3 separate regions of the Homo sapiens genome follow, and regions 1 and 3 are each linked to region 2. Evidence: chromatin loops called from intact Hi-C (ENCODE). Cell type or tissue: dorsolateral prefrontal cortex. All regions are shown on one strand.

Evidence for each region. A loop is a pair of places that touch in the nucleus more often than their neighbours do. Peaks named below come from ENCODE experiments on the same cell type or tissue, not always from the same donor. Only the 100,000 strongest peaks of a DNase experiment are listed, where the experiment ranks them.
Region 1: it touches region 2 in a loop (4-fold over the local background); 7 of 110 quality-filtered maps call a loop at or near these places.
Region 3: it touches region 2 in a loop (5-fold over the local background); 12 of 110 quality-filtered maps call a loop at or near these places.

What each region holds. Positions count from the first base shown.
Region 1 is chr11:83,518,284-83,526,283 of GRCh38, reverse strand. The region is part of intron 21 of DLG2 (discs large MAGUK scaffold protein 2); the gene reads left to right. Among named protein-coding and RNA genes, the nearest start is that of DLG2-AS2, 120 kb to the left of the region's middle. In dorsolateral prefrontal cortex, a CTCF peak has its summit at 4,484; no DNase peak of the experiment used is centred here; H3K27ac peaks cover 1,029 bases.
Region 2 is chr11:83,666,793-83,674,792 of GRCh38, reverse strand. The region is part of intron 18 of DLG2 (discs large MAGUK scaffold protein 2); the gene reads left to right. The region is part of intron 6 of DLG2-AS2 (DLG2 antisense RNA 2); the gene reads right to left. Among named protein-coding and RNA genes, the nearest start is that of DLG2-AS2, 33 kb to the right of the region's middle. In dorsolateral prefrontal cortex, a CTCF peak has its summit at 3,286 (motif pointing right); no DNase peak of the experiment used is centred here; H3K27ac peaks cover 272 bases.
Region 3 is chr11:83,289,785-83,297,784 of GRCh38, reverse strand. The region is part of intron 1 of CCDC90B-AS1 (CCDC90B antisense RNA 1); the gene reads right to left. Among named protein-coding and RNA genes, the nearest start is that of CCDC90B, 7.4 kb to the right of the region's middle. In dorsolateral prefrontal cortex, CTCF peaks have their summits at 4,441 and 4,646 (motif pointing left); a DNase peak (open chromatin) is centred at 4,594; H3K4me3 peaks cover 1,116 bases; H3K27ac peaks cover 1,318 bases.

The DNA.
Region 1 (8,000 bases), 150 kb after region 2:
AAAGTGGCAATAGGAAAGCAAAATAGGAAACCATTTCTAAAGAGATCAGAGAGGACTATCATCCTTGGACATTTGTCCCGACTGTTCCTAGTAATATTCTATTTCCTTTTCCAAAGCCTTACGCTCCCTTTAAGAGCAGATGTTGATTATGAGAGAGGGGATGGGGCAGAAGCTACAGGGATAGGTTGATAGCAAACTCCCAAAATCAAACTGCAGCTGGCATTGAGAAATCTCATTTCTATTTCATAGATTCTTAGAACTTTCCATATGGCCATTGACTTAATTTACAAATGAAGAAACTGAGACTCATTTCTCTAGGACACACAAAGAGCTGGTAGCAGAGCCTACTATTGTGTCACTTATCAAAAAATCAATGTGACAGTCAGTATTTCGTTAGCAAGATGGGAATTTTATTTGCTTCACCAGAGTGAGTTATAGGGATTGATTTTGTCACAGCTTCAAAGTGACATTTTGACAAAAGAAATGTCATTACTGCCCTCGAAAGAAAGCTCTTTAATGGAGCCGGTCTTGGAATGGCCAGAGCCAGGCAAAGATCTCAAATGTCCAGAGGTGATCTACAGATCCATGGAGGAGAGGTGGAAGGAGAGCCATACTGCTGCACTCCAGGGGGCATCAGGAAGGCAGGCTTTGCCCTCAAGGTGAATAAACTCAGAAGAGGCTACTCTTTGATGTCTTTGTTATTACTTTTCTTATTCCAAGCCTTCTAACACCTTCCTCACTGGTCTTCCTGGCTCACCTTTCCTCTCGGATTCTTTCCCTATACTGCATGCAGTGTGGTTTTAACTGGTCTTATATTTTTATGTATAAAGAACAAAGATAGGCATATGTCCAGGGAATTTTGCAGCTTCAATAGCCCAACGTGGAGACACTTTATAACTTGTTATGTTTTCTTTTGAATGTGATAATCACATCTATCCAAACCTTGAGTTCCCTTGTCCACTGAGAACCACCTGAGCCAGCACACAGATAACTGTCTGATCAAGATGTGCTAGTGGCTTTTCTGAAAATGGTTCTCAGAGGAAACCCCAGTCAAGTCTCCATGTCTGAGACATGTTAAGGTGTGTCCTATGTAAACCCTGAAAGCCGATGGAACTCAAGGAACATTTTGGGATGAAAAAGTTCATATTATTTTATGTATTCCTCATAGTCTATTTGTCTCAAGTTGCTGATGACGAAACTGCTATTCTGTGGAATGGCGTGGAGAATAAACTACATTCCTTATGTATTTTTGTGCACAGGCATTTCTGCCACTTGGGTCCACAAAGCACTGCCATTGAAACTGTCAAGTTAATCTGCAACCTTATATACAAAATGTATTATAATTTATAACTGAAAAATCTGTTCACAGTGCACACACACACATACTCATGTTTACAATATATTTCAGTTTCTAAAAGAGATATCGTTCAAAATGAGCCTTGAAGAATCAGTAAAATCTAATCAGGTGTAAAAAGATGAAAAGAGTGTTGTTGGCAGAAATCAGGAAACAGCCCGGTGTGCTCAGGGAAGCCAAGGAAGCTTAATATTACGTAAGTGCAAAGCATAAGTACAAAGCTTCAAGTGTCCAGAGATAACGCAGAGAAGTTGGAAACCAGGTCATGAAGGTCCTCCATCTTGAGGGCAGTGGAAAGCCTTGGGAGGAATTCAGCAGAGGTTAGATTAGAATTTAGCAGATCATTTTGCTGTGGTGTGAAATAAATTTCCAGAGGGAGGCAGCCCCAGAGGGCAGGGATCCATTTCAGTAATTCAGGTAAGACATGGAAAAGACCTGACCCAGGACCATAGAGTAGCTGTGGAGAGAAGAAACCAGAAAATTTTCAGCAGGAAAAAAAAAAAGTGTATCCTGCAGCATCTACATCAGAATCAGCTGAGGTGCTTATTAAAAATGGAGGTGAGCAGGCTCAACCCCTGTCCTGCAGGATCAGAATCTCTGGAGATGGGGGCAGGAAAGCTGCATTTTAACAAGCTCCCCAGAGATTTTGTTAGGCATGCTACTAATTTGAGATACACAGGCACAGTGGAAAAGTTTGGAATCAGACAGAATAACCAACTCCTATCAATTATCATAACTTATCTAAGCCTAATATGTGAAAATAGAAATCATATTAAAAGATACAATATATGTAAAGTACTAAGAAATATTAGTCTATCTTTTGCCCACCCCTACCCACAAGCACATACCTCTTAAACTCTCACCCTTATAAGGCTAGAATGAGCAACTTCCTAACACTACTCTTTTCTTTAGATTCCAAATCTCCTTTTGCACAGAGGAAGAAGGGAGAGTTGCCAAAACTGCCCTGTGTGCATTTGCATACGGTGTTTTTGACCTTGTGCTTGTTTAGTTGGGGAGAGAAGTTACCACTGGCTGACTCTAATGGGCAGGAAGATGGAGCTTGGCAGCAGGACTGATTCTAAACCCCGCCCCCTGCCCCTGCCATTGGCTGCAAATCCAGATGGTTTCTGAGTTCTCTGCTATCTTGTGTAGCTACCTACAGGAATTTCTAGAAGAACACACTTGATCAGTGCTTACTGCTTTGGAGAACCATTGCATCTCATTTAGGATACCAGTTATTCTGAACATCTGTAGATTTGTTATTTTCTACATATTATTTTTATAACCATTGCTCATTTGCTCCTAACAGTAACCCTGTGAGGTAAATATTATAAATATGCCCGTTTTGCAGATGAGAAAACTGAAGTTAAGAAAGGATAGATAAATTACCCAAGCTCCTACAGCTAGTAAGTGGCAGAGCTGGGCCCTGCATTACATATTGTTATTGTGCAAGCAAATCAAAATAATTGATTCTTTAGAAGATTTTTACATATGAACTAATTCCAGATGTTAGTAGCATAGCTAATTCTATCCATTCAAGTACTGATGGTAAGACTAAAGTAATATAAATAGGAGTTGTATAATATGTGGTTATGTAATATAAATAACAAGTATAGTTTTATCAGATAACACTGAGCTTTTGTTAAATCTTCTTTTCATCATTAATTCAAGGTAAGTATTATTCAGAAAATTTAGCTCAACCCATTTCTACTTTGGGAATTATTAAAGAATAAATTCTGATTCACTATAGGACTTCCTTTCATCTGACTCTGTAGTAATAGGCCTACAGTCATACCGTTGAGCTTGCAGGTTTCACTTTGCAAAAGTTTTTAACTATCTCAAAGCTAAAACATCAACACTGAAAGATAAAGATGCAGAAGTGAATGTCCAGTCATCTGACTTGCTCACTATGGTAATTATTGCCAGACTCTTAGCAAGTAAAAAGAGTATATCTTGCCTCTTAACTATACATTGTGTTTATATGTGGGTAAAAAGGTTTTTTTAAAAAATAATAGCACGTGTAATATCTGAAAAGAGTTTCAGCAACAGCTTCCAATATGTTCTTAATATTTATAAAAATACCTAATTACCTTGCATTTTGATTAAAAAAAAAAGGGGGGGGGGGCTCTAAAATTAGACTATCCTATTCTTAACTTTTCTGACTACATGACCTGGAGCAAATAGCTTCTCTTTCTGAGATGTGATTTTTCAACTATAATAATAAACTCTGGAGAATAGATAGCAAGTTCCTTGAAGGCCAGGACTATGAATTATTTAGGGCCTAAAATAGTTCATGGCACTCAACCAATAAGTATTGAATTAAATAATGTGAGAAGAAAGAACATGGTGTATTAGGAGAAAAATCATGTAAATTAGAAGGCACAGATCACTTTTTTTTTTTCTATAGGTTGTGAATGCAGAACCAAATAATTTATTGTTGCCTTTAGAGGAAGGTTCTCTTGATCTGAGTGTTACTTCCTTTTATTTCAATAAATAGGTTTTGAGTTTCCTGTATGCACTGGATACCGCTCTGGCCACTGGGTGGAGACGTAGATGAATAAGACCCCACCTCTGCCATCCCAAGACTTTCTTTTGGTACACACCACACACATACATATACACACAGCTATAGCATAAGGCAAAAAAGTTTAGCAAAACATGAATAGAGTCTTAACAGGTATTCAAATGGGCGGGAGAGCCTACTCCATGTGAGAGCAATTAAGAAAGGGTCCGAAGAAAAGGTAGCATTTTAGCTAACTCTGTGAGGAGTAAGTGCACTTTAACACTTAGAAAACAGCAGGAGCAAAAGTAAACGAATAGAGGGTATCTGGTGACCAGCGAGTATTCCATTCAATGGGCACACACAATGGGGCAGTGGTAAGGTTGTAAACATAGCTTGAGGCCCAGTAACAGAGGGCATTAAGTATTCCTTTAAAATTTTTGAAGAGGCTCTTCTTTGGGTACTGGGGAGCCCTTCAAGGTTATTGGATGGAGGAGTGACAGGCTGTGTTTGTAAATAAAGAGGTTGACTCTTGCTGGGAGGATGGATGGTGGGGACTTGGGAGGGACTGGAGTAGGGAGACACCTAGGGAAGGACGGTGGGATGACTCAGGGGAGAAATCATAGAGCCTACATCCTAGGAATTGAAGGGAGCCCACAGATGGCAATGGCATGTAGGGGAGACTGTTAAAAATGTCATTCATGAACATGTGGGGGACCCTGAATAGAATTGGTAGAGAAGGGGTAAAAGGCGAATGGTGCAAAGTAACTGCCCACTAGGAGGACAGTGGAAGGGAAATAAACTTGGCAGAGTCCAGACCGGAAATTAAAATTGTATGTATGCTTTTAAATCTATCCTCTAGCAGGCATCTCACCAACACCTCACTCCAACACATTTGCCTTACCTGGTAAATCAAGTCTGCAGCATTAAGTAATTGCTACGTGTTATCAGAAATCAATGGCAGTTTATACATGATACTGGAATAACCACCAAATTAAACTGAAAACCAACCCAGGTCAGAATAAAAAAAATTGTCACTAAAGTAAACTTTTTAAAATTGAAACTAATTTTAGATTGATTGCCAGGTTAAAACCAGAAAGCTGGCTGTGATAAATCCACTTCTCCCCCAGGACTAAAATTCTTTGTGGATACTGGAAAATAAGTCCTTGTATTTGCAAAGCACTTTTGTACCTTACCCATTTGATAAATAAAGAGGCAGGGTCAGAGGAAATAAGTGACCTGTGTGCAGTCACACAGCCAGACACTGTTCTTTGGAGGTCCATGAATATTTATTTAGTATACAGTTCCATTTAATTTGTGAAGGTTTACAAGACGTCTTTCATGTTCAGCACTGTTCTAGGGCCTGGGGGAAAACAAGGACGCCTGAGCCTTTGCCCATGCTCTTGGCAAACATTAAATGGTCTGGCAAACATTTGGATTTCCTTTGAAGTTGGCAGTCTCGATACATGATCTATTCTTCTTAGGCAGTCAACAAACTTAGTACTGCCATCCCAGCTATGCCACTGGCTGTGTCATCTGAGACAGACCAGTTACTCCTATGTAAAGTGGGACATGTAAGAGGGTTAAACTTACCTCATTAAGATGCGAGCTACACAAGAGTCATAGCATGAAGGCTATTGAGTCAAATCAAAAGTATACCTCTCAAGAAAAACATCCATGTGTAGCCCACTCTATCTATCTATCTATCTATCTATCTATCTATCTATCTATCTACCTACCTACTTACCTGTCTGTCTTTCTTTCTATCTATCTATCTATCTATCTATCTACCTACCTACCTATCTACCTACCTGTCTGTCTGTCTTTCTATCTATCTACCTGCCTACCTACTTACCTACCTAGCTAGTTAGCTATCTTTCTATCTATGACAACGCAGTAAGCACCATGAACCTGCCACCTAATGTGAAAGCATGAGCAATGAAAGGTATATCATGACTAAGGATTATGATTTTTCCCTTTCTGTGCACTTGAAATCCCTGTAAGAGAAAAAGAGAAAAATAATTTCCATGACTCCAGGGCTATTGGTATACATAGGCAACAATGGGGAAGCTATGAGAAACATCTTTTATTTGTTAGTAGTGATAACCGTAATGCAGTTTCCATTCATTCACAGAGTTCTGAGAAATCTGAGTGACACAACTACAAAGTGAGAACTTTTCCAATTACTGTCTCAAATTTATTACAAGCACTTGTCAATATAAGTGAAAGCCTATCTCACTTGAAAAGAAGTAAAAAGTTTGCAGATATGCCATTCGCCTTTTATGTTTTGACAACTTCATGAACATTTGTAAAGATTTTACTAACACGTCCTGTTTGAACACTCTTGATGTGGTGGTTTTTCCTGGAAGGCCCTAAGAAGCCACCATTTTGCTCTGTAATTGACTTGTGCTCACCTGCCCAAAGAATTAATACCATAATGAATTTGGGGCATGAGGTAAATGTGAATGACAAACCTGGTCACTCCTTATTCATAGAGAAGGATTCTGTGAACACCTCCCAAGTCTAATGGCTCTAGGTGAAGTGGAGTCTAAGCCCAAATGACAGTCAGAAAAAGACAGATATGAATCTACGATTGCCAATGGATGGAATGATTGCTTTGTTGCAGGTAAAAGCTCCCCATCACCCAGCTCATCCCATGAGCTGCCTGAACTTCTGTGTTTATGCCCTTCGCAGTAATAGGCAAAGCTCACATTTGGCAAATAAAGAATTTGACTTTGATTAGTATTTTTTAAATGTGATAACAATACAATTGATGTTTTTTGAAGATTACATATAAGCCAGGTGTTTTTGCTAAATAGAACAATTTTTCTCATTAAATCTTCACAAGAATCCCATGAGGTGAAGAATATAGGGTCCCCTTTTAAAGAAAATAATATTTCTGGGCACCCATGCCCCCAAGTGTTGACTAAATCTTTTTATAATGATGTTACCTAAATACATAAAAAACACAAAATTAGGGGCAAATACCTTATAGCTCTTATATCATCTATCATGTTCAAATAAATTTACAAATTAAACACCATATATGTAATAGTGGTATATTGTAACAATAAAATTCAAAATTACAGCATTAATGTGATTAGTGATACTTTAGTAAAACTAAATCTTCTTCCACAATGTAATCGTGGTTGTGGCTGCTGTGTGGAAATTTTGGAGTTGCACCTGCTGAGTGCTAGGGAAGACTCAGTTCTCTCACCACTGTTTCTCTACAGTACACCCCGCTGCAGAACCACTGCAAAGGCCCCATCTGGGTCTTACTCCATACCATTTACCCAGCCCCTAGTACTGAGACTGACACCTTGGAGTCATTAAATGAATAATTATGGACCTCAGTTATACTACAGACACCCTCTGTGGCTGCTCTCTCTGCACTGTGTTTTAAGTTCCTGACCCCCACACTTGATGGGTTTTCTTGCCTAGTTGCACAGTGCTCAGCTGTACTCTCTTGGCACTGTCAGCAGATAGCTGTATGGAGCAGCCCCTCAGTCCAGCCCCCTCCCACACTGAATTTGCTATTTTAAATCTACGAGCTGAGAAACCCCAGGAACAAACTTCTTTTTTTTATTTATTTATCGTTAATTCTCATTTTTACCATTTTTAATTTCATCTCACATCATAGTAAGTACAAATATATACATATATATATGCTAAGACTCTGATGGGTAGATTTTGTGACTTTTCTGTCAACTGTGCAGCTCTGCTTCTTTGGGATATATAATTCAGACACTTAAAGTTGCTGGTTAGAAGATGGCCGAATAGGAACAGCTCCAGTCTACAGCTCCCAGCATGAGCAACACAGAAGACAAATCACTTCTGCATTTCCAACTGAGGTACTGGGTTCATCTCACTGGGGATTGTCGGATAGCGGGTGCAGTGCACCGAGCATGAGCCGAAGCAGGGTGAGGCATCGCTGAAGCAGGGTGAGGCATTGCCTCACCCGGGAAGCACAAGAGGTCAGGGAATTCCCTTTCCCAGCCAAGAAAAGGGGTGACAGATGGCACCTGGAAAATCAGGTCACTCCCACCCTAATACTGCGCTTTTCCAATGGTCTTAGCAAACGTCACACCAGGAGATTATATCCCGCGCCTGGCTTGGAGGGTTCTACGCCCATGGAGCCTCACTCTT
Region 2 (8,000 bases):
TAAAATCTGTTCATAAAACCTGCATCCAGGCATGAGTAAGTGCTCCCAGCCTAGCTGTGTCACTGAGGAGCCCAAGACTTCTGTTTTCACTCAGAAAACATGCTTGAGTCAGAGAAGGGTGCAGTGACCAGGTAGGAAATGCTTCCCAGGGCACTGGCTTCTTCCTCTTCAGATTAGACAGTTCTTCAGTGCAGAGAAAGAAGCAACTAAAAATAGTGGAAGGGTGACAGATAATGTTTATTTAAAAGCACATATGTCATATGTCATATAAGCATTAAAAGGTACCATTATTACTATGGCATAACTTCATTTCCCCATAGCACAAACCAGATAAAATCTTCTTTGTCTTGTTTTGTGGCTTCCTTGTACAAATAGAGAAACTGTTCCTTGGATGAATTTCTTACCTTATCAGTAAGTGTGTTGAGTTCCTGACAAATAGAGGATGCCAAAGAAGTATCAAAGATGCCAGCACTAATATTCTGGCTGCAGGCAGTGCTTCTGCTTCTTAAAATATTGAAATATATTCTTGTTAGTAAAGAGCTTCTACCCTGGGCCCGCTGAGTGCTCCTCTACAAGCTGCTTCACACTGGAACCCCTGAATCCCTTCCCTAGGACTCTCACACATCTCCATGATTGAGCAACTAAAGCATTAATACCTGGCACAGCTAGTTGTAAATATTTTGACATCACTTCTATGTAATACTCATCTTATTTTTAAAGAACTTACGGCTACAATTAGGGAGAATAACATTTAGACACAGAAACAATGTGTAACTAAGTATTAAGATGTTTAAGGCAGCCATGTATGAGTTTTTAAAAAGTGGTAAAGGAGATATTTGAGGTTGTCTGGAAAGACAGGTCAGGGATTTGGATAGGGCAGAGGTAAAGGAGTAAAAGACAATGGCAGAATGTACAATTTTTAAAATTCATTTACTTAACAAATAATAACAAAATTCTCCATTTGTTTACTGCTGCTGTGTGCAAAGCACTGAATACATGTTATCTCATTTACTTCTCACAGTAGCACTATAAAAATAGAGGAGAAAATGAGGCTTGTTCACACAGTTGGAAAGTAGCAGGACAGCACATATGATACCCACCATTTCCCACAATGTTCAAGACACTGTATTAGGTGCTGGCATGGTGAATATGAAGATGTATCTTTCTACTTGTAAGGGCCAGTAGCAAACCCAAGGAAATATTGGCAGCCCCTTAATCGAACAAAAAAGTGCTAGTGGGCCTTCTACCATCAACAACCTCATTTTAAAATATTACAGGATAATGCATTATTGTCTTGCTTGCTTCAGTTGCCCCACTAGCAACATAAAGAGTAAAATGTGAGCCATAGGGTACTAGCTAAACTCATTATAATTTGATTATCTGATCTTCCAACATTAGTCTTCTCATGACCTTTTCATAACATAGGACGTTAGAAAAAGCAATAAAACACAGTCAAAATGTTTAGCCTATTGACAAAGTGTTGCTTTCCATCTTTAAATGGAAACTGAAAGAGCGAGCCTATTTATTAATGATTCTGTGGCAAATATTGCTTTTTTAAAAAACTCTCCAGTTATGCCCTGCACAACAATGAGCATGTGTTTGTCATGACTAAAAATTATATGGACAAATATATGTTTTTAGTCCAAAACATAGGCATTGCCTCATTTCTTACTAAAATACCTCACAGAGAGTTTTTTTTGTTTGTTTTGTTTTGCTTTGTTTTGTTTTTGAGACAGCCTTGCTATGTCGTCCAGGTTGGAGTGAGTGCAGTGGCGCTATCTTGGCTCACTGCAACCTCCGACTCCCGGGTTCAAGTGATTCTCCTGCCTCAGCCTCCCGAGTAGCTAGGACTACAGGTGTGTGCCACTACATCCAGCTAATTTTTTTGCATTTTTAGTAGAGACGGGTTTCACCATGTTGGTCAGGCTGGTCTCACACTCCTGACCTCGTGATTCACCCGCCTCGGCCTCCCAAAGTGCTGGGATTACAGGCGTGAGCCACCGCATCCAGCCTGAGAGTTTCTTGAAGACAGGGATTTGATTTCATTCATCCCTATATGCCTAGCATCTCACATGATGCCTCAACACAAACACACCAAAAATACTGGTTGATAAATGCCAGCTGATACATCCTTCAAAGGAGGATGGAGACAACATGAGATAGAAAAGGTGGGGAAGAATTTCTGAAGCTGAACTAGAAGATGATACAGGAATTTACTAGATATATAGAGAAGAGTATTGTTAGGAGTACACTGAGCAATCTTCCCAAAATAAGTAAGTATGCTCACAGAGTTTGCATGTTTAAGAAAATCAAGGAGGCCGGGCACGGTGGCTCACACCTGCAATCTCAGCACTTTGGGAGGCCAAGGTGGGCGGATCACCTGAGGTCAGGAGTTTGAGACCAGCCTGACCAACATGGAGAAACCCTGTATCTACTAAAAGTACAAAATTAGCCGGGCGTGGTGCCTGTAGTCCCAACCACTTGGGAGGCTGAGGCAGGAGAATCACTTGAACCCGGGAGGCAGAGGTTGCGGTGAGCTGAGATGGCACCATTGCAGTAGCCTGGGCAACAAGAGCGAAATTCCATCAAAAAGAAGAAGAAAAAGAAAGAAAGAAGGGGAAGAAAGGGAAGGAAGGGAAGGAAAGGAAAGAAGGGAAGGAAGGGAAATCAAGGAAGGCCTCAATGTTTCTACAACATTTTTTTCTCCTGGTGTCCCATTTCTCTAGATTTCCTTCCTTACTCCCTTCCCCTTTATTTGTCTTACCCTCCATTCATTCTTTAAAACTCAGGCTTCTTCAATAAATAATTGGCAAAGAAAAAAGAGACATAGGGGAAACACTTAAAAGTAACAAATTGTAAGCAATGAACATTTGTGTATTTCAATTCAAACAAAACATAAATGGTAAAACAAGTCATGACAATGAGACAATTGGAGATTTGGACATCAATTATATATGTGGTGAAAAGTTATTGGTAATATTTGAGATGTGACAATTGTATTGTGCTTATATTAAAAACAAGCACCCTTATCTTTTAGAGCTACACGCTGACATAGGCATGGATGAAATTATTTGCCTCAAAATAATACAAGAGAGGGAAAGGGAGTAGGGATATTGATGAAACAAAAAATAAATAAGCATTATTTATTTATTGATTAATTGTCCTTCTGAAAGATGTTTCTCTTCCCTTCCTCCCCACCAGTTGGGTCTTTCTTGCTATATCCCAAATACTCACAGCTTATTTCTTTAACTACATTTATCTTATTATATGATAATTATCTGTTTTGGTGGATCTTATCACCAGAGGGAGCTCATTAGTAAGGACAGATTTTTCTTTGTCCTTCCATTGACTGCTCATAGGAGGGGCTCAATAGTATTGGGTAGAAGGATGAAAAGATAAATGAATCGATACAGACTCTACATCAGGATGTGTGATTCAAGCAGTGTGGGTTCACGTTGATTTCCCCTACATTCATCTAATTCTTAAGAAATAAATCTCAATTTATGTTCTATATACCACACAGCATTTGCTCACAACGGAAAGCCATAAATGCAGCACTCTAATTAAAACTAGATAATTCACACATTTTCATTTAATATTAATAGAATACCACGTTGCAGGGCCATGTTCTTAATTAGGATAAGATAGCATTGTACCAAACCCATTTAGTTGTCATAGTGATAAGGAAGATATAAAGGAAAACATTTTCCTTGTGTTTAAAATTTTTAAAAATTAAATTAGGGTTATTTGAATCTACTTTTTAAATATAATATGTACAAAGAAATGTACGTGTACACAGAAATACATACATCTATATATGTATTCATGAAGATGGAGTACACCTTCCATGAGACACAGCAGCCTAGAATGTTTCTTTATAGAAACAAAAGTTTGCCTCCTTTTTATTTTTAAGGAGAATATTTTAATCAAATCACTTCATAGTAGTATACTATTATTGGAAATATCAATTTACTTAGATTCCCTTCTAATGTTAACATGTACATGCCCAAAAATTTGCCTGAGAAAGAATTTGGGAATATATCTGTCCTTCAGAGTTCTTAGTTACCCACCCAGGAGCAATGCAATGAGATAAATTTATTAAAACATTCATGATGTTCCCAAGAGAACCTGTTTAGCAGACCAGATGGAATTGCTGGGTTTTTTTGTGTTTTGGTTTTTTTTTTTAAAGAAATGTCTTCATCTATGACAACACAATGAATTTTCTTACATCTTAAAATTTCATGAATATGTGCTTGTGAGTGAGCCCAAAGGTATTCATTTTCTTCTGTGGTAGAGATAAAATTCCTGATATTAAATTGCAAATAAGGACAATGTATACCAAAACCTATCATGGTGACCAAGAAGTATTGAGACTCCATATATAGAGTCACCAGTGATGGGTTTTTTTTTTCTGTATGTCCAGAACCTAGCCTTGGCCTGAAACCTGTGGGTGCTTGGTAGATGTTTGTTGACATTTTTTCCTGCTTTCACCTTCTCCTGGGAACCTTGTCACCTACCACCACAAGCATCCACTCTATTTGTAACACGTAGAAGAAGCCTGGAAATGATAAAAGCACATTAACTGGAGAAAAGTCTACAGAGTTTGGCAAGACTCTTGAGAAATGCAGAGGTGAACTAGACATCTGTTTACTCCTAATCCTCATGGAACTCACTGGAATATTTATGATGCCTGTCCTCAGCTGGATAAGCTGGTTGAGTTAGGTAGATGTGATATTGCACCCACCACAGTATACATCACTGCTCTGAGAGCTAAGAGACCAAAGAATTTAAAGCATAGCTATAAGATTAAAATTATTTTCAGATAATCATCTTTTCACCATTTGGGTCAAGATTTGGTTTTAAACTATCTTTCCCTCTTAAATCCATAGCTCTTCCTTTGGCTTGTCCTAACGAGGAACTGCATAATTGCAAGTGTTTGCTCTTTCATTTATTCAGTTATCTAGAAAGTATTCATTTAGTGCTTACTTTATGTTTAGCACTGTTCTGGGTGCAGAGAAATACATGATAGCTTTTCATGTTTGTTTGTCTTAAATTTTTTCCTTTGTTTTTCAGGGTTGGAAAAGTTGTCTGTTCCTCTTTATTTCAGGGCATAAACACCCTTGTGGTCCCTTCAAAATAGAGTCAAAACATAGCAATCAACATGAAAATAGTTAAACTTGAAAATCATAGGCCATTATATTAAGGGTACAAATTATGCTTCGTTTTTAATTAAGTGGACCTAAGTTTGAAAGGTCAAGGGATCCTTCTGTTTATAAGAGGGTTGTATTCTTTTGTGAGCCTTAATTGTGTATTGCATATCTATAATATATGTATACATTGGCATAGAAATGTACATGTAGACAGAAATACATACATCTATATATGTATTCATGAAGATGGAGTACACCTTCCATGAGACACAGCAGCCTAGAATGTTTCTTTATAGACTTTTCAGCAGAAACATACTCAGTATCAATTTGCTTTTATATGTGGCCTTCTGAATTGAAAAGTTATTGCTAGAGGTGCGAATATTATTTTGCAGTAAATTAATAGGAATGAGTAATTTGAAAGAGTGTGAGTAGGGAGAGGGGGTTCATGAGGAGAGGGACCAGGACTGTTTTACCCACTACTGTATTCCTGGGACCTAACATAATACTCTGCCTGGCACACAGTAGCAGGGGTTCAGTGAATAAACAGATCAATTAGTACAAGCTCAGGATTGGGAAAATATTCCAATAGAGCATTTTGATGGGCCAGGAAATTCTTTGGCCATAAAATAAAGAAGAAATTTTTGCTGCCTGTAGATTTCATTAAACTCAGCAAACATGTATTGCCTTCTGAGTTTTACCAGGGACTAGTAATTTGGTGCTGAGCGAATAACTGTTCCTGGGCTTTAGAAGCTCATAGTCTATCATAAAAAAAAAATATATATATATATATATGTGTGTGTGTGTTTATATACACATATATATGTTTATATACACATATATATGTGTGTTTATATACACATATATATGTGTGTTTATATACACATATATATGTGTGTTTATATACACATATATATGTGTTTATATACACATATATATGTGTTTATATACACATATATATACACATACATATATACTTATACATATATACATACACATGTGTGTATATATACATGTGTGTGTGTATATATAGTTTTTCTTCCATTTTATTGTAATTTAAATTACAGTAATAGCATATGAGTACAATTATATTACTGTTAAAAAAGTACAGAGGTAACCCAGAGAAAACAGTGATTACCTCTACTTAGTAGGGCTAAGAAAAACTTCTCTGAATGTCTTTGCAGTATTTTAAAGAACCAAGGCTATCCCAGGTAGAATGAGCAGCCTATACAAAAGTATGGAGCTATGAAACAGCAAGATGTGTCCTGGGACTGATAGCTTTTTGTTCTTAAGCTATAAAATGTGTTGTCTTTGCAGAGAAGAGTGGTAGATGAGCCTGGAGAGGAAGAATTGAAAATAGATTTTCTTGGCAAATTGACAACTGGATATTTTTATGCATCAGTCTGAAAGCCCTCCATTCTACCTTGTTTCTACATAAATCTGACCCTGCTTCAATATCCACCACGTCTGTGATGCCAGACATAGCCATTGCTTCCATGAACATCAGCCTGAGTGCCCTCATTTTGTTTGTTTGGTTTCTTTGTTTTTGTTTCTGCTTTTTTTTTTTTTTTTTTTTTACTTCATTTCCCCAGAAAATTGCAAAGTGACTGGCAGCCAGGGGCCGTCATTTCCCTCTTCCTTTAATTTCTTTTTTTTTTTTTTTTTTTTTTGAGACGGAGTCTCACTCTGTCGCCCGGGCTGGACTGCAGTGGCACGGTCTCGGCTCACTGCACTCTGCCTCCCGGGTTCATGCCATTCTCCTGCCTCAGCCTCCCGAGTAGCTGGGACTACAGGCGCCTGCCACCATGCCCAGCTAATTTTTGTATTTTTAGTACAGACGGGGTTTCACCGTGTTAGCTAGGATGGTCTCAATCTCCTGACCTCGTGATCCGCCCGCCTCGGCCTCCCAAAGTGCTGGGATTACAGGCATGAGCCACTGCGCCCGGCCTCTTCCTTTAATTTCTGTACATGATTAGTAGCAAGACCTAGACCAACTAGAAGGAAGTTAGCCACCTCTGAAGAGAACATCACTAATTTCCTTAGCATGGCTTTCTGAATTGAAAAGGAGTTTGAACAAGCTGGCTGCATTTTTGGACCAACTACCGTGCTGAGACCTTTATATTCAGGTAATGAGTATTTGTGAAGCTCACATGAAATTCCTCCTTTAAGACTAGAAAACAAAAGTTCAATCCAAACCTTGGGATCGGCAGAAATAAAAACAGAATTGTTTACAAGTGAATGAGAAAATCTATTAACATCATGCCAGCTGCATATTCACCACCCTCCAGGAATGCATGTCAATCTGAATGTCATATCCTTAGACAGCTATAATAAGCGTAGGTAGGACAGAGTTTGCTTATCACCATTAAATGGTAATAAGTCCATTTCAAAGGGCAAATGAATGAAAAATGCACTTGAAAACTCATTGGATACACTAAGAAAAGGTTATCTAAACTTCATTGTAGACAGAAGACAAAAGCATATTTTAAGAAATTCTTCCTTAAAATAAATATCCTTTATTCATATTTTTATATATTTCATTGTCTTGGCTTATGTCTATGAATAGATACAACTTTAATTATTCAAAGGCAAACATGCCTAAGGAAAGATAAAGCGTTGACCGTATATCGCAGTTTGCCCAGGCCAGTTCCGGTGTATGCCTGGGTTTGGAAGAAGATCACAGACTCAAGGCAAATGGGGCTGGAATGAGAGTATGGTGTTGTTTAAGATCTGTTGGAGAGGGAATGAAAGGGACTCCATTCTTTCTCTGTATTTAGAGGTTGGATGAGAACTAGCACAGAAGGCCAAAGCCCAGGCTTTGAATTTTGCCCCCTTCACTTACCAGCATTGTGA
Region 3 (8,000 bases), 380 kb after region 2:
GCTGGCATCTCTGCAGCTGCTCTGGAGCTGAACAGTGTTGCATGTGTCTCCTTCTAGAGAGAAGAACACCACTTCCAGATGCAAGTACCACCTTTAGAAGTTTCCTACACTATCCAGAGGTCCTCTACTATACAGGCTACTTCCAATGTTTCACAGACATCCCTCTCTGCCTATAACAGCTTAGAGTATTGCAGTTTCTCCATTTCAAATTCTCTCATGTCTGGTTCACAGATGTTCTCGTGAAAGCTGGAGAGGATACGCTTTGTCATCTCTGGGTCTTCCACCAATGAATGTTCACCTATTTTGCAAAGGATTATCAATCCATTTCCCTCCAAATGGTCTTAGCACGAATGTATAATGTGGACCTGCTATGTAGCCATAGTCTTCAGTCAAAGGTTCAGTGACCAATCTAAGTGGAGCCAATAGAAGTCCCTTCCCTGGCAACTTGAAATTGGAACTAAGTGATGCCAGACTCAGCTGGCTACTCCCTTGAACAGGGGAGATATAAATGCAGACACTGTGGCATACCATTTTCTATCCCATGCACTAGATATCAGAGAAAACCAATCAATGTAGAGAAATAAGGCAGCAGACACGGAGAGAAGCGTGGGTAAGAGATGGAGATAGAAAATTCCCTGGTTCTTAGAAACTTTCCAAGCTCCACTTCCAATCCTTTCTGAGACCTTCATGCATTACTGCCTTTGGATTTCCTGAACTATCCCTATACAGTTATTATTTTATATTCCCCTTTTATGATTTCTGCATTTACCAATCAAAGTGATCCTGATAAATGCTATGCTTTTATTGCAAAAAATCTCACAGCAAAAGCTGGCTAGTAATTTCTCATAAAAGGTCAACAACATAGCTGACAGCAGCAGCCTAGAAAGTTCTTGAGGAAGACTGCTTGGTGTAGCAGAAAGATGTTCTTTGGGGTCAGACATCCAAAGCTTCAAATCCCACCACTAGAAGCTACATGGCACTGAACAAGCTCTCTAACCATTTTAGACTTCAGCTTCTTTATCTGTAAAAGGGGTATAATAATTACCATTAGGCAATGTTGTTCTGGGGACTAAAACTCATGTCCAAAGAGTGCTTAGCACTCTCCTTGGCACATAGGATGGATGTGATAAGAAAGAACTACTATTTCTTTAAATGCCTATTTTAGGGTTTCCCTCAGGGAAACTGTAACTGTAATGGGTAACCCTGGTTTAAAAGTTTCCCAAATAAAGCCAGATGTCAAAATTATATAGCTCAGAAAAGGCTGGCTTTCTTCATGATCAACATGTACATCTACATCCAGTAAGATCAAACAAACAGAAGTGGGCCTTTTAAATGTAAAATTACCACATGACCCTGCAATTTCACGCCTACATAGATACTAGAAGAACTGAAAAAATATATTCAGACAAGTACATGTATGCACATGCTCATAGCAGCATTATTCATAATAGCCATAAAGTAAAAAGACCCCAAATGTCTATCAGCGAATGGATGGATAAACAAATCATGGTACTGATTGTGTGCAATAGAATACTGGCCATGAAAAGGAATGAAGTACTGATGCATGCTGCAACACAATGAACTTCCAAGATATTTTGCTAAATGAAAAAAGCCATATACAAAAGGTCACATGTATGATTCAATTTACGTGATACATCCAGAATAGATGAATCCATAGAGACAGAACACAGATCGGTGTTAGTCAGGGGCTGAGAGGAGTGGGGAAGGGGAAAAACCTGCTAAATAGGTCAGGAATTTTACTTTGGAGTGATGGAAATATTTTGGAACTAGATAGAGGTGGTAGTTGCACAACATTGTAAGTGTACTAAATGCTACTGAGTTGTTCACGTTTAAATGGTTAATTTTATGTGACGTGAATTTCTCAACAAATTTTTTTAAAGAAATGACCTAAATTACACAAAGAGCTAACAATAAAAGAAAGACCTTCTTGATGATAAGAGCTGAAAACAGGGTAAGGCTGGCAGGAGTAAAATCAATGAAGGGCCCCCAAATTCTCCCCACAGTAGTATAGATCAGTTCTTAAGAGATAGCTTTGTGGAGTCAAGGGCTCTTCCCCAGAGCCTAAGGTAGTAGCAGGAAAAGGCCTGAGGTAGGAGTCAGGAGCTGTGACTATGTCACTAAATAATCAGCGCCTCTCCCCTGAGCCTCAAGCTCCCTCAGTTGCAAACCCAGAAAACTACCTCCCGAGGCTGTTGTGAGGCTCAAAGCAAACAGTGAATATGAAGGTTTTCATTACCCATTATAAAAATGCAAAGTTTTCCATGTGCTTCAGGGTTGAAATTCCAGCTTGTTGTATGTCCCTGAACAAGCTACTTAACCCCTCTAAGTCTTGTTTTTGTCTCTACCTACCTTACATGATTGTTGGAGAATTAGAAATAATATACGCAAAGTGCCTGGTACCCACTAAACCCTCAGTAAGTTGAAGCTATTGTTAAATGGGTGGGAACAATTTCAGCAAGGAAGGGAAGGAATAAGAGAAAATGAGCAAAATGGGTGTTGGGATGAAGGTGGGAGTCAGTGGAAATGTCATGGCCAGTGCAGGATTATGGCAGCCTAAGGGGAATATATAATCTAGAAATGGCATATGTGCTGCCCCCTTTCTCTCCTGCATTCATATCAGATACTACCAATCAATCATGTATTCTTTACTGCTGCACCAAGATATGGCCTCACAACACTCATCACTTTGTTCTAAGCAGCCACGGTCAATTGAAGGGTATTGGCATGAAGATGAAACCCATTTGTCACTTCTGTACTAACAGTTTCTTGGAGGATGAGGGATGATGTGTCCCTAAGAGTACACATAATTTCACAATTTGTGCCATGTACCCAGTTAAAATAAATTGGTGGAAGGAACAGGGGTGACTTATCTATGCAGTGTGCAGCACAATCGATTATGAGTTCTACCACGTACTTGCTCTGTGACCTGGGACAAGTCACTTCAGCCTTCTGAACCTGTTTTCCCATCTATGAAACAGGAGCAATGGTACCCAGCTCACGGAGTTGCCAAAGAGCTCAAATGAGCTCATGTGTGTGAGATAAGAGATGAGGCAACACCTACATGTGAAGAATTTTTGAGGAAGAATGCCCCACCTTGTTGTTGGAGACAGGAAGGATACAGACCATGCTGAGAGTTTAGTGAGATTTTTCAGCTCTGCTATACCCCAGTGCGGAAAATGAATTCCAAAGTCAAGACCCCAAAATCCTATTTCCCTAGTCTTTCCCAGTGAGGTCCAAGGCAGCCAAGTCATACAATGAGGAGGACTTCTCCAATCAGGTACCTTGAGGCTGGAGCTGTAGGCTCTGCCAGGCCAGGGGTCTTCTCTGACCAGGAAAGGGGCAGATGTCTAGGGTTTTCCAGATCAGTACCTAGGACAGGGAATCTAGGTGAAATACACAGCCTTGACCGCTGAAGGACTCAGCAAAGGGCAGGCAAACACCCTTTTGGTTTTTTTCCTTTTCTTTTCATTTTTTCGTTTTCGTTTTTGAGACAGGGTCTCTGTTGCCCAGGCTGGAGTGCAGTGGTGCAATCAGGGCTCACTGTAGCCTTGACCTCCTGGGCTCAAGAGATCTTCCCACCTCAGCCCCCTGTGTAACTGGGACTACAGGCATGTGTCCCATTGCCCGGCTAATTTTTTTTAATTTTTATAGAGACAGGAGCTCGCTATGTTGCCCAGGCTGGTCTCAAATTCCTGGGCTCCACTGATCCTCTCACCTTGGCCTCCCAAACTGCTGAGATGACAGGGTGAACCACCATGCCTGGCCACCTTTCTTTTCAAAGCTACTCCCTAGCCTAATGCCCTTCAGTGATTCCTCTTACTCATGGATAAAGTAAAAAAGACCTTGAAGGCCAGCCTCACCTTTTCCAACCTCACCTTCTGAATTTCCCTACCCTTAACCCATTGCTCCAGCCATTCTCTCCATTCCCAAATGAACCAGGCTCTCTCACACACACTTCCCGGCTTTTGCAAGTGCTGTTGCCTTTTCCACACAACGTACTCCACACCACCATTCACCAAATCCATTTAACCAAACTGTCTTTCACACATCCTTTCAAACTAATGCCTTCCGACGGATCCCTGCTTAGGGTAATATAAGCCTCTCTTATGCATTCCCTTGGCAGCCTATACTACCCTTCATCATAATATTTATTACAATAGACTGTTGACAATCTGAGAGCAGGACTGTGTTTTATGTTTATATCTTCATGGCTTAGCACAGTGCCTGGCACCATAAATAGTGTTCAATAGTCATTCAAAGAAAAAATGAGTAATCGATGAGAGACACCAGGTTATGATGTAACATTGCAAAGTATATAATGTTTTGACAGCTCTTTCTTCTTCTTTTCTACCATTCTTTTAATCATTCTTTTCTTTGATTTATTTTAATGGGCAAACTCGGAATCGGGTGTCATTGCCAGCCTCCCTGTATAATTAGGAAAAAAAAAATTTCCCCAGATTTTCAGGGAATACGGGCTGATAGTCACTTTCCAGCCATGCAAAATGTGAAATTAACATAAAGCTACACAAAGCTTTTGTGACAATGGGCCCTCTGACTCAGCTTCAGAGATGAGAGCAAAGAAGCAAAGAATTGTCCTTGGTTCTTTTCACATCCTCCCCCTAGTGGCAAGAGCTCCAAGTAAGCTAAGGAAGAAAATGAAACCCATTTGGTCCAGAGCTCTCTCTTTCTCAATGCCTCATTCACAGGCTTTAAAACACATCGAGATTCCTTCACATCACCTATTCCAAGAGAAAATGACTGACACATGTGAGTGGTCCAGGCTGCATTCTCTCTCCGTGAAGTCACCAGAGCTATAGTCGTAGTCCTGGGTGATCTCTGGTCATCTGATACAATTGTGCCCAAGCTGGGACCCCAGACCTCTAAACATCAGAGGAAAGAGTACTGGAGCAATGGGGTCCTCAAGAGGATTTGGACATATTAAAATGCCTCAAAAAATTGTATCATTGCTGGAGATGAAATTGGAAACCACTGAAGAAATTGGCAAGTATCTTCGCCTTCCCCTGTAAATTTATCAGCTTACTGTTAAATCAGCACTGCTTATCTCCCACTCACCAACAGTAACTTATCTTGAATTAATGGAAAATAGGAAAATAAGTAGTGGCTTCATACATGTTGTTGGTAAAGAGTGTAAGCTGTGTTTTAAATGGGAGCTTATAAAGGTAAAAAAAAAAAAGTGGTTATTTGCAATGAAAAAAACCAGGACCCACTTCCCTGCTACCCTGTTGGCCTTTGAGATTTAGATAAACTAGGCTGCTTTCAGCAGGGGAGCATTTCTCATGTCCAGGCCATCTCATCAGACATTGGAAGAGGAAAGGATTCATTTGCCTACACTAGCAAATGGCAAATAGTTATTTTCTAGAAAGAAATTCAAACTGATTTTTATCTATTTTAGCTCAAAAAATTTCAAAATCTCCTGCAAGTCCACTGTATGAAATTCAATTTCCTTAGTCTTTTTTATTCTACCTTTTTCATTTTGTTCACCCCAATTCCACCCAGTCTTCATATAATTCCTATGCCCCAGTCTACGAAGTTTCCTCACCAAACTATGACCATATTTTGAACATTCACTCATTCATTCAACACACACTTACCAAAAGCTTGTTATGGCCCAGGCATGATAAGCACTGGAGACACCATGACACATATGGTCTCTACCATAATGGAGAAAACAAATATTAAGTGCAGAGACATGGGAAGGCTGGGTTGCTGTATGAGTCCATAACAAAAGTACCAAATCTGCATGTTGTTTGAGTGGGAATGACTTCTTAAAGAGTTACTCTAAAAAGTCACCATTTAAACTGGAATCTGAAAGATATAAAGGAATTGGCCAGATAAAGAGGAGAAAGAGCTCCAAGTTGAGTAGTGATGCTTTACCATATGCAAAGTCCCTGAGTAGGAAGGAGCAAAGCGATGAGTAAATTGTACTTGCTCACTCCAATCCTCTCTCCTGGACCCCTTGCCTTACAACCTCTACTAACTAAAACCCCTAAGGTTCAAATCCTATCTCTTCTTGATAACCATTATCAAAAAGCATTTAACCTTCAACTGAATTATAGGATTTATTATTTTCTTAACATTTACATGACACTAACCTATTAAAGCTCTGTGTTGAAGGCTATTAAAATGCTTGTTCTATTCTCTCAGTTATTAATATATTACAAATTACTGGAGAGCAGAAATCTTTGCAATCCTTGCGTATCCTAGCAGAAATCCCTGCACGTAGTAAGAACTTGAATAGTTGTTGGATTGAACTGGTTTTCTTTACATTCCTCACATCTAACCTTAAACCTAGCTGGCACTCAGATATTTCTGTAAGTAAAACTGGAAAAATGAAAAATGTTTAAAAGTCCAGAGAAGAATAATATTGTGAAGGGTCCGAGATCTTACCCTATTAGCAGGCTATCAAGTTATCCTGTCATGGTTGCATGGATGCTGGTAGAAGATATGAGACTCCTTGCTAGAAACAAAGAACCCAATTACTGATGGTGCAGCGAGCAGCACGAGTATCGGCATATTTGTGTCAGCTCCCCTTGGCCCCAAGTTCATGGGGATGATGCAGCTGGGGCTACGTAGATGCCTGAGCACGTACAGTACATTGCATTACAGAGAGGAACCCTGACCTATGAGAACACAAATCTTTTATAATAGGCAGTAAGCATGAGGCCTTTTGCTCCAGAGAGAGATGCTATATTTCCTAAGGTTGTTCGTTATACAAAACTGCCACAACAAAAGGCAGAGAAGACCTCCATTTGTAAAACATACAGAAACATGAGACACCCATGGAAATTATTTCCTAACTCTGAGTAAGCAGGTATTATTATTGTTTATTGGGTGCTTGTATATGCCAGGTCCAGTGCTAAGTATTTTAGATGCATCATCTTTTCTATTCCTCTCAACAAACATGAGAAAACATTAACAAATTTATGGAAAAATATTTTTATAAATTAAGATGTTTAACAAAGAAACAATAGCAACCAAGGAGAATCTGAAAATACACAGGAGCATTAGGAGGTCTCAGAGAGGAGCTGTATCTATTAGCTGAATACTATCTGGACTCACTTCATCTGCTATTCCTGCTTTTCCTTCCTATGCTTCTCTGGCCTGCATGGTAGATTATGGATGACCCAAGCTCCTGCACTCACTTGATATAGTTCCAGCCAGCCTCAGAGAATGATTAAGAATCCCTGGATCTAATTGCCACTTCCATCAAAGAGAACATAATCAACACTGTATATGTGTGTTACAGAGAGAGCTTTATGTTAATATAAATAATAGTAACATGAATTAATATATAAAGAGATCCACTTTTTTCATAATAATTCCTTAAGTTAAGTAAAATATTGTGATAACACTTACTGGTCTGTATCTTCCACTAGCCTGTTAGCTCCTCCCAAGCAGGGATCCTATCATTTAACAGAATTATAATCATGTATATAATTATAATTATAATCCTGTATATAAGAATTATACAGAATTATAATTATGTATATACATGTATTAAGGATTTTCCTGTCACTAAGATTATTTTTAAAAATACTAAATTCTTGCATAATATTCCAAATTGGGACACTTCTGCAAGTTATTTAATCACTTTTGAATACTTAGACTATTTTCAATTTTTCACTACTATAAATAACATTGCAATAGTCATCCTTTTCAAAAATCTTAGCTACAGATGTGATTATTTACTATGGATAGCTTCTTAGAAGTGAAACTCTAGGCCAGGTGCGGTGGCTCACAGTTGCCTGTAATCCCAGCACTCTGAGAGACCGAGATGGGTGGATCACCTGAGGTCAGGAGTTCAAGACCAGCCTGACCAGCATGGCGAAACCCCACCTCTACTAAAAATACAAAAATTAGCTGGGTGTGGCAGCGCATGCCTGTAATCCCAGCTACTTGGGAGGCTGAGGCAGGAGAATTGCTTGAACCCGGGAGGCTGAGGTTGCAGTGAGCCAAGA